2 separate regions of the Homo sapiens genome follow, and region 1 is linked to region 2. A link is an interaction called in ENCODE POLR2A ChIA-PET data of the cell type or tissue named here. Cell type or tissue: PC-3. All regions are shown on one strand.

What was found. Peaks named below come from ENCODE experiments on the same cell type or tissue, not always from the same donor. Only the 100,000 strongest peaks of a DNase experiment are listed, where the experiment ranks them.
Region 1: POLR2A ChIA-PET joins it to region 2 with 7 read pairs; 2 of 35 experiments call an interaction of 5 or more read pairs at or near these places.

The regions. Positions count from the first base shown.
Region 1 is chr6:154,484,360-154,492,359 of GRCh38, reverse strand. All of the region lies in intron 1 of CNKSR3 (CNKSR family member 3), which reads left to right. Among named protein-coding and RNA genes, the nearest start is that of CNKSR3, 22 kb to the left of the region's middle. In PC-3, no CTCF peak of the experiment used is centred here; a DNase peak (open chromatin) is centred at 3,379; H3K4me3 peaks cover 720 bases; H3K27ac peaks cover 2,593 bases.
Region 2 is chr6:154,295,348-154,303,347 of GRCh38, reverse strand. The region is part of intron 1 of IPCEF1 (interaction protein for cytohesin exchange factors 1); the gene reads left to right. Among named protein-coding and RNA genes, the nearest start is that of IPCEF1, 57 kb to the left of the region's middle. RefSeq lists an enhancer at 705-754. In PC-3, no CTCF peak of the experiment used is centred here; DNase peaks (open chromatin) are centred at 1,047 and 4,807; H3K4me3 peaks cover 550 bases; H3K27ac peaks cover 4,048 bases.

The DNA of each region.
Region 1 (8,000 bases), 190 kb before region 2:
TATTAAATCTTTGAGACTGGATGACCTCACCAAGTGAGTGAGAGTAGGGAGACAAGGAAAGGAATCTAGGGCATCGCAGCCTTTAGAAATCTGGGAGCTGAGCAACCAGCAAGGATTGCAGTGAAGTTGCTGCCAGTATGTAGGAAGAGGAATAGGAGAGGGTGATGGCCAGAGGCAAGCGAAGGAGGTGTTCCCAGAACAAGGTAGTGATCAACTGGGGCAAATACTGCTGTGAGGTCAGTGAGAGGATGACTGAGAATTGACTATTGTATCTAGTTAGCTGTGTGCAGGTTGGTGAACTTGACAGGGTGGTTTTGGTGGGTTGGTGGGACACACAGCTGATGAGTAAATTCAAGAACAAACAGGAGGAGAGGAATCGATGTCCTAAGAAACCACCTGCTCGTGAAGCACCTCCCTCAATGCACACAGCTCTTTGTATTCTCAGGATGCTGAATGCGTTTTATTTTAATTCCTTTAAAATCTGTAATCAGCTGTTTGGTAACTAGATATCTGATAAATGGGGACATGTTATGCCCTCCCTGAACTGGGTAACAGGACACTGTAGATTATGCAATCCCTTATTTTAATACTAACAATGCCATTCATTTAGTGAATGACTATGTACTGGTGGCTTCTACAGAGAAGAGTTATTCAGCAGAAATTATCTCTTCATTTTTTTTTTTCACATTGTTTTGGAAATGAAGATCAGGAAATGAGTAAATAGCTCTCTCTCTGAGTTTGGTGTTATTCTATAATTACCCATGTAAGTAGAAAAGATTTGTAATGGACAGATCCAAAACCTTGGAAGAATTCCTTGTTATTAAGTATTTACCTTTATATCTTTTAAGATTTATCTGAAACATTCAGAATGCCATGAAATCATATGTATGTCATGTCTGGTACAGACCCTAGGTGGAAGGCATTTGTTAGCAGGAAAACTGGTGCAACTGGAGAGAAACCAATCAACTTGAAATAGAATTCACCAGCTGTTTATTGAGTACCTACCGTTTGTCAAGTTCTTTTCTAGGTGCAGTGAATAAGACAGGGGCTGTCTTTGTTTGGTGACTTCAGTTAAGTGGAATACAGACAAATCAACAGGCATTTAGACTACAGGGCATCATAGAAGTGCAGAGGGAGGAGTATCTCATGCAGTTATGAATGGGCGCCACAAGAGAAGGCTTCCTGGAGGAAGAGACATTTAAATTGAGACCTGGGCCGGGCGCGGTGGCTCACGCCTGTAATCCCAGCACTTTGGGAGGCCGAGGTGGGCGGATCACCTGATGTCGGGAGTTCAAGACCAGCCTGACCAACATGGAGAAACCTCATCTCTACTAAAAATACAAAATTAGCCGGGCATGGTGGCGGGCGCTTGTAATCCCAGCTACTCAGGAGGCTGAGTCAGGAGAATCACTTGAACCCGGGAGGCAGAGGGTTGCAGTGAGCCAAGATCATGCCATTGCACTCCAGCCTGGGCAACAAGAGCAAAACTCCATCTCAAAAAAAAAAAATTTAAATAAAATAAATAGAGACTTGTAGGATGAGCAGGAGGTAGCTCTGTCTAGGGCAGGAGAATGTTCTTGGCAGAAAACTGGGAGGCAAGAGACAGCATGGCATTTTGACATTGTCAGCCACTGAAAGAAGCCGATGTGGTGGCTCTGTTGTGAGGTGAATGGAAATAGATGAGGCTGGAGAGTCGGGAGTGGGATGTTAGATCACCAAGCCCCTCTGTAAGTCTCCAAGCAGGTGGGATCCAAGGAAAGAATGAAGATCTTTTCGTGGCCTTCCTTTGTGGAGGAACTGTGTGTGTATTTGTATCTATGTATTGTGTGTGCACACATATAATAGATACATTATACATATTAGATATATTGTATACGTATATACACACACAATACATGGATACATATGCATATTATATATCATATATACATGCATAATACATATGATATATATACTTAGATACATACATATAAATATGCATACATGTGTATTTATTTTTTAGGGCTCATTATTTGATTCAGAATTCTATCAGGCAGGCACTGTCCTCTCTTTAATGGGATGTAGCACTAACTGGGTTTTAGACCTGCAGTGGCCCAGTCACCCTACTGTAGGGGAAGCTCCTGGATCTCCAGGGGAAATGTCACTGAAAGGCTCTGTGCAAAAAGGAACTTGACTTACTGGGTATTTATTTCCTTTGATCTGTGAAATGTAAAACTGAGCTGACTTTAAGCATAAGAAAACATTAAAAACTCTTCATTAAAGAAAGAAGAAACTACTAACACATTGACCTGAGCTAAAAAAAAGAGATGGGAGTTTGGGCTGACAGGGAGTGGGAGAGGAAAGGGGAGCCATGATGAATGGAGAGGAGGGAGACTGGGGTGGGGGAAGGCGGAGGAGCCCAGACGGCGGAAGTTTGGAGGGGAGTGTTCCCCGGAGGTCACACCTTGAGGTGTGGGTGTTTTCTGTGTTATCACCTGTGATCTGCTGCCCCTTGCTGATGAACGATTAGGAATTGTTTCTAGCTTAGTATGTAATTTAGTCTTTATATGTTCAGAGACTTCACTCTGGTGGGATAAGCCAAAGCATAGCATTGGTTGGAATTTTTTCTCTGGAAGTGGTTAGAAATATCAATCATCTGAGGGTTAGGATTCCCTAACCCCACGCCCCCAAAGAAGGGTACATGTAAGATAAACAATATAATCCAGTATTTCCAACAGAACACTCCTCATCCCCCGATTTCAGTGTACCTAGTATTTATTAGTATTTATACCCATACGCTAATATACAATAGAGTGACTTTGTTTGTTTGTTTGTTTGTTTGTTTGTTTTGAGATGGACTCTCACTTGGTCACCCAGGCTGGAGTGCGGTGGTGGGATCTCGGCTTACTGCAACCTCCACCTCCCGGGTTCAAGCGATTCTTGTGCCTCAGCCTCCCAAGTAGCTGGGACTACAGGCGTGCGCCACCACACCAGGCTAATTTTTGTATTTTTAGTCGAGATGTGGTTTCACCGTGTTACCAAGACTAGTCTTGAACTCCTGACCTCAAGTGATCTGCCCACCTTGGCCTCCCAAAGTGCTGGAATTACAGGCGTGAGTCATCGTGCCCAGCAGCAATAGGGTGACTTTACACCGAAATCTTGAAAATACATACAGTGAGCATCTCAGACACAGGCCCAGGGGAATCATATATTTGTTGTACCAGATCCAGAAGCAGCCATGTGGGTATTTATTTCTGAGTTCCTGAACCCTGTAAGAACACACAGGTTATACTTGAAATGAATGGGAATTGATTAGGCAGAATGAAAAAAAACTCAAAACCCACAAAACCCCACCTCTGAAGGGTGTGGCCGCTCGCCCTCCCCTTTGTGTCATTTTCCAGATTGTTCATGTGGTTGAGGTTGTCGCATCATTCCTGGGGTTAAACGTACACTCAGTTCTGGGAAAGCTTCCATTTTCAACAGTCCAAAGTTAGAATTCAGTGGAATGTGATTTGAAAGTAATTTAACAAGGTACATTTTAAGTTTTTAATAGTTACCTTTTTAAAAAAGTCCCAATTTTTCTGCTCCTGTCACCCCTGACCCCAGTCATGATTTCTGAGTATATGATCTCTTGGAGGACATGGATAGCTGTTATTTTAACTTTGAATTTAGCATCCTCATCTGTATATTTTAGCAATTTGAAATTGTGTTTTGTAACTTTTTTTGGTATCAATTGTTTTCACATCCTGAGGGTGTTCTTATTTCTTTTCTTTTATCTTTTAAAAAGATCCATCCCTAGAATGAATATTGAAAAAATATTTCCTTAAGATAGCATGTGGATTAGTATCTTTTTCGTATTTTCAGATTTTAAGATGAACTTTAACTTGATATGTAATGTTCCAGTCATGCTGTAGAAATTCCATCTCCTAAAGTCATGCTCTCATGAATTAAGGAGAAAAGGAACATTTCCTAAGAGTAGTAACTAATAACAAAGAAATAAAAAAGTACAAATGTCCATAAGCAACCTTAGGAATTCAGGAAGAAATCTAAGAAGAATCTGCCTTGTTAAATGAAACTGTGGTAGACTTCCTGGGAGTGGTAAATGATGTGAAATCAATCTGTTATAATGACTTAATTGTCATCAAAAGATCTCACACCAATTTTGTGGGTTAAGGTTGGTAATTATCATCTTTGGTGGTAATTATGTAACTATAACATTATAAAAACATTATAAGACTACCTTACTTTTCTTATAAAAGCAGATTGCATAGTTTAGATCTTATCGTTGTTATTGCTAGTTTTGTTTGCGCTTTACAGATCTAAAGTTATAGTGAGAGTGACATACTGTTGATAAGATGTAAAGATTAGAGTTGTTTGGTTTGTTTTTTGTTTCATGTAGTTAACATTCTTTTTTCTCTTTTAAAAATAATTATTTTCATCTCAAAGTCAAGTGATAGTAGTGTTAACATTTGTCCTTGAGATGGTCAAGGATGGCATCTGTTTGTTCAAATTAGGGCCCTGGCAATAAAGGTCTTTGGTAAATATTTGACAGGGAAGAAGGTAAAACCCTAAAGTCTCTTTGTCCAACAAAGTTGGAATCAGCCTATAAAAACCATGGCTCTGGCTTCAGCGCGTCTGTTTTGGGTAAAGGTGGGAGCACATGCCTGTAGTTAATTGCCTGCAATAGAGAATAATTGTTTTACTTTTAGGGATTTTGCCTGGAGAGAAAATGTATTCATGTGTCCATTCATTCACAGTCTCTTCCTGTCTCTGTTGGGGCTGGATAAATCAGTGTGTTTGTGGGTGGGCCGTTCCTCATTCTGAAACATTGTGGCTGCTGCAGGGTGACACAGTACTGGAGAACCAGGGCTGTTCAGGAGCTGCCCAAGTTTGGATCCTTTACTCCTCTCATGGTTGCCTGACGTTGGCCAATTTATGTACATTGTTTAGTCAACTAGCTCATCTTTAAACTTGGAATCATGCTGTTACTAAACTTTCAGGATTTGTTTTCAGGGCTAAATGAGATAATGTGAGTGAAGCATTTATCATAATATCAGCCATATTTTAAGTGCTTAATAAAGCCTAGGTGCTACTTTTGTTGCATAGAACTCAGGCATATCCTGGAAAAAAAAATCACATCTTCCAACGGGGTAGTTTCAATCTCAAATCAAACAAGGATACTCTGCCTTTTATAAATAGTAAACTGCCCATTGGTGAGAGGAATGGTAAAGAGAAAACTGGATCCCACATCCTTTATGCAGTGTGTTAATATGAAATGGTGTTGAAACTAAAAATACAAAAATTAGCTGGGTGTGGTGGCACGTGCCTGTAGTCCCAGCTACTCAGGAGGCTGAGGCAGGAGAATCACTTGAACCCCCTCACCACCTGCCCCCGCAAAAAAAGAGGAGAAGGCTGGGCACAGTGGCTCATGCCTGTAATCCCAACACTTTGGGAGGCTGAGGCGAGAGGACTGCTTGAGCCCATGAGTTCGAGACCAGCCTGGGCAACAAAGTGGGATCCCTGTCTCTATTTTAACTTAAAAAAGTAAAAATTTTTAATTAAAAAATATTTTAAAAAAAGAAAAGATGGCCAGGTGTAGTGGCTTACGCCTGTAATCTTAGCACTTTGGGAGGCCGAGGCAAGCGGATCACCTGAGGTCAGGAGTTCGAGACCAGTCTGGCCAACATAGTGAAACCCCGTCTCTACTAAAAATACAAAAGATTAGCTGGGTGTGGTGGTGTGTGCCTGTAATCCCAGCTACTTGGGAGGCTGAGGCAGGAGAATTGCTGGAACCCAGGAGGGGGAGGTTGTAGTGAGCCAAGATCGTGCCATTGCACCCCAGCCTAGGTGACAGTGCAAGACTCCATCTCAAAAAATAAGATAAAATAAAATAAAATAAAATAAAATAAAATAAAAATTAGCTGGGCGTGGTGGCCCGTGCCTGTAATCCCAGCTACCCAGGAGGCCGAGGCAGGAGAAATCACTGGAAGCCAGGAGGCGGAGGCTGCCATGAGCCGAGATCGCACGACTGCACTCTGGCCTGGGAGACAGAGTGAGACTCCGTCTAAAAAAAAAAAAAAAGAAAAAGAGAGAGAGAGAAAAGAGAAGACAGTTGTACCTTTTTAAATGTCATGCTGTCGAGGGGTGATGGTAAGTGAGTTCTTAAATGTCTTTCCTCAGTTCTTCCACTAGCATAAAGAGACCTGAGGGCTGGCGATATTGACGTGTAGAGTAGGCATTACACGGCCGAGGGGAAGCATCCACAAAGGCACACCCTTGAAGGCCATATCTCTTGTTTTACCATAGTTAATACCCAACACTTACTACATTTCCTGCTTTACTGCTGCTTTTGATAACTGGTGGGTGTGGCAGTAATACATGGGTGTGTCCACGATGTAGTGGGTATGCCAGTGAGTTATTGTCCTGGCAGAACAGCCCCAGATGGAAGGTGTCCCGTCGCGCCAAGCCCAATTAAGGAAACCAGCCCGGTTCTTCTTGGGAGCCAAGAAGTTATTTGGAAAGATCTGCTCCTATAAGCACTGTTGGGAGTAACTTATAGAAGCAGATCTTACAGAAGCAACCACCAGAAGGGTGATTACCCCTGTTCCTTAGTCACCAGAGTTGCTTCTTCAGTTTCCAAATCACAGAAAGTCTCAAACTTCTCAAGGGACTTTTAGATTGCCTGTGCAGCGAGGAGAAAGAATGATGCCCACCGTGTCAAAGAGGCGCCTTGCAGGGAGTAACCTGGAGTGACGTGAATCACGCTGTTCGTATTAAGAACAGATTTGGTCTTATGGTGAGCAGGACTCATACCTGATGCGTTTTGGGAAATGCAGGTGTTAAATAAAAAACTTAAAAGTTGACCTGATTTGCCTTTTATAGATGAAGGAGACTTTTTGTAAGGCATCTTTGAGCCAGGGGAAAAAACTGTTTCTATATTTTATTCAGTGTGTGCCTGTTTCTGGAACAGAGCTTTAGTAAGTGATTAATGTAGAAAAGTTCTTTTAAAACTGGAAAATTCTGTATGCGCCAAAGAAGCCCCTTTCCAACCCTTTAGAAACACATATAATTTCTTCTAGATCAGTTTCCAAGTTAATATTTGTCTAATTTTTGTGTGTTGAGTAGTACTTTTCAAAAGATATTTGTAAGATACCTAGACCAATCCTCTCCTCCCAAACATTATAGGTTTGGAACTCTGTGTAGGGAGATGTGATTCATAATTAATGATTCATGTACATCATATTTTAGATGCTGTCAGTTTTCAAACTTGTACTTTGAACTTAAAAGTTGAAAAAATCCACCAAAAATTCCCATAAAGAGAAGTTAAAATCCAAGCTAATTGGCAGCTCTGCCTTCAGTGGAATTGGCAGTCTTGGTGTCTGAGAAAGCAGTGATGATGAATGAAGCTAAAAACCACCTCTCCAAAGGCCTGAGACAGGGAGGTCAGTAGCAGCTACCAGACCTGTGTGGCTATTCAAGCTTTCAAGCCTTAAGACCCAGCGTGGGCCATCAGTGTTCCCGTGCTGGTTAAACTCTCAAAGAAGCTTCGCCTCCATCCAGATGGTAACAATTGATTTTTATTTTCAAGTATTTATTCATTTTCTTTGGGGGAGGGGGAAGGGGATAATCATATTTAGGTTTGAGATGATAGAGACAAGGAGTATCTTTTTTTTTTTTTTTTTTTTGAGTCTTGCTCTGTTGCCCAGGCTGGAGTGCAATGATGCGATCTTAGCTCACTGCAACCTCCACCTCCTGGGTTCCGGCGATTCTTCTGCCTCAGCCTCCTGAGTAGCTGGGATTACAGGCATGCACCACCATGCCCGGCTAATTTTTGTATTTAGTAGAGATGGGGTTTCACCATGTTGGTCAGGCTGGTCTCGAACTCCTGACCTTGTGATCTGCCCGCCTTGGCCTGCCAAAGCGTTGGGATTACAGGCGTGAGCCACTGTGCCCGGCCAGGAGTATCCTTATAGTGAACAAATACTGGGTATGAGGCAGTGCTCAGATGCAAATCCTGTTCA
Region 2 (8,000 bases):
GAGGCCGAGGTGGGCGGATCACAAGGTCAGGAGTTTGAGAACAGCCTGGCCAACATGGTGAAACCCCGTCTCTACTAAAAATACAAAGATTACCCGGGCGTGGTGGTATGCACCTGTAATCCCAGCTACTCAGGAGGCTGAGGCAGGAGAATAGCTTGAATCTGGGAGGCAGAGGTTGCAGTGAGCTGAGATTGTGCCATTGCACTCCAGCCTGGGTGACAGAGCGAGACTCTGTCAAAAAAAAAAAAAAAAAAAGTGCTATCATAGCTATAATATAGTTGCGTTCAAAATCTGATGGGAACTTAGGAAGATTTACTAAAGCTGTTGGGTTGCTGGTCAACATTGCCTCACTAAAGATGATAAGTAGTGATGGTGATCCATATATTTGGGTGTTGCAGAGTCAATACACAAAATAAAGGAAGGTGGGAAAGGATAAGAAATAAGTAATTATTAAGCATCTACTAAGTGCCTGATGACAACTGGGTAAATTCATGAAAATTATGTCATTTAATCCTTACAAGCACCCTGGGTCCTAAGTTATAGTCACTTTTCAGATGAAAAATCTGAGACTTGGGCCAGGCACAGTGGCCCATGTCTATAATCCCAGCACTTTGGGAGGCCGAGGCTGGGGGATCGCTCAAGCTCAGGAGTTCGAGACCAGCCTGGGCAACATGGTGAAGCCCTGTCTCCACAAAAAATATAAACATTAGCCAGGCGTGGTGGCACATGTCTATAGTCCCAGCTACTCGGGGGGCTGAGGTGAGAGGATCAGTTGAGTCTGGGATGTTGAGGCTACAGTGAACTGAGCTCATGCCACTGCACTCCATCCTGGGAGACACAGCAAAACCCCCTTCCCCCACTAAAGAGAAGAAAAGAAAAAGCTGGGACTTGGAGAGAATAATAGTTTATCCAAAGTCCTACAGCTAGTGGGAGGCAGAAGCAGGATTTCCATATGTGTCCAGACTCCCCCCACCATATCATGTGGTTACAACTAAATGAGACAAATAAAGCACACAAGAAAGAGGAAGTGGGCAAATTTGGTTTTGCTGCCTCTCGAAGTGAGCGTGACTCAGAGATTTCTGACAGCAGAACCTAGTGGTTTGTGGAGTCAAGGTCTATAAATGTTTCTGTTACTGGATTCAGGAGATTTAACTCAATAACAGAAGCTAGCTGTCAGATAAAGACTGGAATAAACATTTCTTTGCATTGGTATATAGATCCACAAATGTGAGCAATGAGAACTCTCTGGATGGTTTCCACAGAAAATGAAGTGTAGTTGAATCTCATTTATTTGGAAGTTGTCTATCTATAAACTCACACATCCAGCACACAACAAGGAATCAGCAAATCAGCAAAACTCCATGAGCGCTCAAATAGATGTCATAACCAACACATCGTAAATCTCAGGCACCACGCTGTTTATTCCATTCCAAATGCCTTCAAGCCTTCAATTAGAATCTAGATTTAAAATATTTAGTATAATTTTTTTAACCTTTTGAGAGTATAAGGTATTATTTATTTTTACTTATTAGTACTACCTCCTTTGAGATACTTAATCTTAAAATGTGGATTAGTGATTCTTACTTTTTATATGTCCTGGTTCAATTTGAGACTATGATGAAAGCTGTAAATGCACATATCACGTTAAATTATCCACACAATTTCAGTGATCATGATCCCCCGAAGTCCCAGGGCTCAATAAATAACTCTGGAATATAGAGTAATAGGTGTACCTTTAAGAATATTATATAAATACTGTTTATTGTAACTGAGCCTTTGACACGGATTGAGAACCAGCCAGTTGGATTTAAGTGTTCCTAGCATTAAATAAGAATGCAGCCTGTTCTATGCTGCAGATTAAACAAGTGCTTTCGTAGCCTGGAGAACGGTACACACACAGACACATTTAACAAAACACCATGCTAATATTTCAAGGTTTATGGGGTGCCTGGATCAGATAGCCTCAACCCTTGTGCCCAAGAGTCTCATGACCGTTTGGGAACATCACAAACCTCTAGATCCTACCAGTGCATGGCCCCAGGAGATGACGATCCACGTAAGAATGCTGGTCCCTTCCCTCATCATTCCTTCCTCATATCTCAGCTGAGTCCAAACTATAATGTGAGGGATCAGGGATACACATGTAGACCATAGACTACGACAACAATGATTTTAACCTGGAAAATCTAAACAGGTGTAACTACATGTTGATTTCAACTCTAAAATTTAAATACAGCATATATGTAATATTTTAAGGGTGATTAATATAACTTTTGGGTGTATGTGCCAAGATAATTGACTGTAAAATATGCTTTAGTAAGTGGCCGAGTTAACTTGTTTTATAGATTTATTGATTATAAGCCACTTAAATGTGGAGCTAAGTCTAACAAAATAATTACTTTGGGTTTAGAATAGCTGGTCTGTAGCTCTTCCTTTTCAGTGGTCAAGTAACAGGGCAACTTCTCCATTAAAGCCACTCCTAGTTCATAACAATAAAAGCCATTGTTTTCAAATATAACAATCTTTATTTACTTACCTAAAGAAGTAGAGTGCTGCCAATTTCATCCAAGAGTAATTTGCTAAGGGGCATAAAATGTCTGTTTCTTCAAAGCCCATGGGGAATCTGGTGTTTACGTGTTGGACTTTATGTTTTTTGGGGGGTGGCGGAAAAATCTACTTTGCTTCTTTTTTTGTTGTTGTTATTGATATTGTTAGTGTTTTTTTGTTGTTTTTAGACACAGGGTCTTACTGTGTCACCCAGGCTGGAGTGCACTGTTGTCATCATAGTTCAATGTATCCTTAAACTCCCAAACTCAAGGGATCCTCCCACCTCAGCCTCTCAAGTAGCTAAGTACTACAGTGCACGCTACCATGCCTGGCTAATTTTTACATTTTTCTGTAGAGACGTGGGTCATCATATGTTGCCCAGGCAGGTCTGGAACTCTTGGCCTGAAGCGATCCTCCTGCCTCAGCTTCCTAAAATTCTGAGATTACAGGCATGAGCCATCACATCTGAGCATTTGTTTAACAAAGAAAGAAAAAAGGAAGCCATGTCTCTCAATACCTACATTTAAACAAATAGAAAATAAATATTTTCAGAGGCTCAGTTGAAGAATCAGAATAAGTAATAATACTCTATGTTTAACCTAAAATTGCATCTGCTTTAGACTTTACCCACAAAGAGGTCTGCCTGCATTTCAGCTTTCATGAAGTTGTAAAGTAATTGTTCTTTCCTTTTGGGAGGGAAGACAAAACACCGTTCGCAGTCATGGGAGAAATGCTTCCTCCATGCATGGGGCTTGGAAAATGACTGGTGAGGTGAAGTCTTCATTCACTTCGGGGTTTCATTTTTAAAGTAATATGCCAACTGATGAATGTTATACATGATTCGGGCACAGAATTGCTAAATTTTTGCAAAATTGAAGAGTATAGATTCACAGTTTTCCAAGTTTTTTTTTTTAAGTCATAGACTACTTTCTTTTTTCTTTTCTTTTTTTAAACATTTTATGGTATTTGCTTTATTGCTTATCAGTCCTTTTATCCATCCCTCTATCCATCCATCAACCCATCTTTAATTTTTTATTTTATTTCGTTTTAAGTTCCAGGATACATGTGCAGGATGTGCAGGTTGGTTACATAGGTAAATGTGTGCCACGGTGGTTTGCTGCACCTATCAACCCATCACCTAGGTATTAAGCCCAGCATGCATTAGCTGTTTTTCCCGATGTTCTCAGTACCCACACCTCCCCTAGAAGCCCTAGTCAGTGTGTGTTGTGCCCCTTCATGTGTCCATGTTTTCTCATCGTTCAGCTCCCACTTATAAGTGAGGGCATGCAGTGTTTGCTAAGGATAATGGTTTCCAGCTTCATCTATGTCCCTGCAAAGGACATGATCTCATTCCTTTTTATGACTGCGTAGTATTCCATGATATATATGTGCCACATTTTCTTTATCCAGTCTGTCATTGATGGGCATTTGGGTTGATTCCATGAAAGACTCTTTCTTTGAATGAAAGTATGCCCTGCAGCCCAAGTGAAACTGCTAAGTGTGGACCCGCCCACCTCCCCTAGGCTCTCAGCAATTGTCCCCTGGTCTCTTCTCTCAGCTGCACAGAGCCTTGCTTATTGTTGGGCATGGAGTAGCTTTATCCCAGCTTAATAAAGCACTCATGGGAGGACCGAGAGGGGCTTTAGGATGCTAACCACTGACAACAGGATTTTAAGGCATGAATGATTCACAACTGATTTGTGAAAGAAATAGCAGTATTTCCTAAACTCTTTGGGTTAACATCCTGGGATAAAGAGGAACATTGGCATTCTTCTTCCTTAGATTATGTGTGTATGCATGTGCACAATGCTAATATTGGTAATCTTTTTTTTTTTTTTGAGATGGAGTTTCGCTCTTGTTGCCCAGGTCGGAGTGCAATGGGGCTATCTCAGCTTACTGCAACCTCCGCCTCCTGGGTTCAAGCAATTCTCCTGCCTCAGCTTCCCAAGTACTTGGGATTACAGGCATGCGCCACCATGCCTGGCTAATTTTGTATTTTAGTAGAGACGGGGTTTCACCACGTTGATCAGGCTGGTCTCAATCTCCTGACCTCAGGTGATCCATCCGCCTCAGCCTCCCAAAGTGCTGGGATTACAGGTGTGAGCCACTGCGCCCAGCCATAATGTTGGTAACCTATATAAGAGTTACTCATTCTCTGCTGAAAGAAGAGACTCTTAACCATTCTTCTCTCTTTAAAGGAAGATTGCTCTCCATTTTCTTTGCTTTCTTTGGGTTTGAGTCATTTTTCAGTTGAATTAGCAGGGCACAGTCTGTTTCTTCAATGAACAAATAACAATGCCCTCTTGATTCGAGATTATATAATTGACTATGACTCATGAAATGTTTGCAAAGTCAAAGTGAAACTGCTGACTTACATTTAGTTTAAGTTTTGATTAAGAGGTTCTCTAGGAACCAACTCTGCAAAGACATTTTGGGGACCACTTGGGAAATCGTTACATCAAAATGGGGTGTATCTGAAAGCTTATTACAAGATATTTTGTGACGTGTTCTCAAAATGTTTTCTTAGAAAAAGTTTTTATAGTTCTCTGAAATTGAGCCAGAGGATCCTGAATCTGACATTTTTTTTTAACTAACAGTGAATTTTTAGTTGAAACAATCTTTGCATTCTGCCATTTATGTAGCTTTTATTTAAAAGAACATAGAAATGCTAAATGATGAAATAAACTATTTTGGATAACCCTACCCATTGAACCTCAAAAGTGTTCCTGACCTTGTTCTTAGAAGCACTTCTGTGCTTTATATGCTGGTTTTCAAACACTGAAAATGTTCATGTGGACTTTCACATTGTTCTGCACCCTGGGACCTCACGCTCAACAGCTGAGATAAGAAAAGAATGCTCTTCAGAGCACTGCGGCTCATTAGAGTGCTGTCCAAAATCTCATCCATGCCTAATAAAGTTAGTGGAATGTCAGGGCCTCTACTGTGATGCAAGGATCTAAATGTGACTTCTCAAGCAGCCAAAATATTAGCTGTCATCCCCGTCCATGCAGAGCTCTAAGACTAGGCCTTGCAGACACAAAACTGTATGTACAGAATGACCCTTGTTATGTTACAAATTTTCAAAATGAATAGAAGAAAGTGGACAGGAAATGCACAATGAGTTCACAGTGGGTACCTGTGGACCTGGGGATGATGGTGATTTTTGTTTTCCTCTATTAACTTTTTCTTTTGCATTTTTAAGCTTACAACAATGCAAATATGCATTTGTAAATGTCAAAGCAACATAGTTTTCTAAAAAGTGGAATAGATGCTGTAGTTATTGGCAGAGCCACAATCAGAGTGAGGACATGGTGACCATGAGCCCTGAATGTAGGCTGCCCAATAGCATTGCCAGACCTGCACGTCAACCTGGGGTTTAAAATATGCTCATGGTAGGGGTGCTGAGTCAGGAACCTGCTACAAGCCAGAAGGACCAAACACCTAGAAAGGTAATGACTTTGGGCTGGGCGCGGTGGCTCACATCTGTAATCCCAGCACTTTGGGAGGCTGAGGTGGGTGGATTGCATGAGCCCAGGAGTGCAAGACCAGTCCAGGCAACATGGTGAAACCCCGTCTTTACAAAAAATACAAACATTAGCTAGGTGTGGTGGTGTGTGTCTGCAGTCCCAGCTACTCAGTGAGGCTGAGGCAGGAGGATCACCTGAGCCTGGGGAGGTTGCAACTGTAGCGAGCCATGATCATGCCAGGCTGGGTGACAGAGTGAGACCCTATTTAAAAAAAAGAGAGAGAGAGAAAAGAAAAGAAAAAAAGAAATGTAATGACTTTGGACCAGTGGGGAAGCAGAGAGAGCAGCGTCATCTTATATCGCACATTTAGGATCTGCATCCAATCCTCCTGACTTCCACTGTGGCTGGGGCCCTGTCAGCCTTTCTCACTTTAATGTTCTTTGTCTGTTTTTATCCAAAACCGTTGAGGATGATATTCTCTTTTTTTTTCTTTTTTTTTTTTTTTGAGACGGAGTCTCTCTCTGTCGCCCAGGCTGGAGTGCAGTGGGGTGATCTCCGCTCACTGCAAACTCCGCCTCCTGGGTTCACGCCATTCTCCTGCCTCAGCCTCCCGAGTAGTTGGGACTACAGGCGCCCGCCACCATGCCTGGCTAATTTTTTGTATTTTTAGTAGAGATGGGGTTTCACTGTGTTAGCCAGGATGGTCTTGATCTCCTGACCTCGTGATCTGCCCTCCTCGGCCTCCCAAAGTGCTGGGATTACAGGCGTGAGCCACCACGCCCGGCCGATATTCATTTTAACAACATTTTAGGTGGTACATACGTTTTGGTCAAGGAGAGATACAGACAGAGTTTTTCCTGGGTGTTGGTAGTTGCCAAAAATGAATCTCTAGCCTGGGAGTTTCTAGGGCATGCGGTGGAGTTGAGGGTGGGCTAAACAGGTGAAAAGATGTGGCGCTGGCCTCTAGGAGAAGCAGAGAAGGCAACGGTGGATCCGAGAAGTGACTTTTGTGTTTCACACTCCCTTGTCTTCTTTACATCCTCTTCTTATAGCAGCTCTTCCCCTGCCTCTGGTGTTCCTGTCCTCTTGGTGCCCTCTGGGTGGTCAAAACCCAACAAGAGCACCCCTTGGAATCTGCTTGCCCAAAAGGGCTCCTTTCCCTTCATTCCTGTTTTGTTCCTTTCTTCCCTATCTCCCTGTGCTTCCTTTATCCTCATGAAATGTATGCACAGAGCCCACAGCATATTTAGACTCAGAACACTGAGAAGTTTGAGAGTAGTAGCTGTCAGCTCCTTCATATAGCTAATAATTTGGGACTAATATTTTGAACAGTGTCAGGGAAGACAGTGTGCTAACATGACCTGCTACATTAGATGGCGGCCAGCCAACTGCTAAGAGTGTGTGTGTGTGTGTGTGTGTGTGCGTGTGTGTGTGTGTGTACGCATGTGTGTGTGTGTGTGTGTGTGCGTGTGCACATGTGTGTGACAGGCAGTCACCTCCTGGCTGTCAGAGAGCTCCAGACAGTTCAGGACAGAGGCATGACCAGGAGTATTGCAAGAGTCCCAAAGCCCTGGGCAAGAGAGGCTAAATTTCTCTGCAGTTTTAGCTTAGACATGTACAGACTTAGCTGATGGACTCAGATCCACAAAAGGCTGGACTGGAGGGAGAGCCATGGGGCTGCTGGCAAAAGCCAAGATGAGCCAAGAAGTCTAGCAGTGTGGGAAGAGGCAGCAGATCCTTGTGCAGGCGTCGCTGACCTAGACCCCCTGTGCTCTCTGTTCCCCAAGCAATGCTCACAGCAAAGTGTGTGCCACTATGGAAAGTCCTCATCAATGAGCAGAAAGAGGTGTGTGTGTGTGTTGGTGGTGGGGTGCGGTGAGATGGGGGTGTCCAGAGGAGGTTGGGGGCAGCACGGCAGCCACCCGTGAGCAATGGAGTGGCAGCTGCCAACAGAGCAGTCAACAGCAGCCACAGCGGCAGATGCCA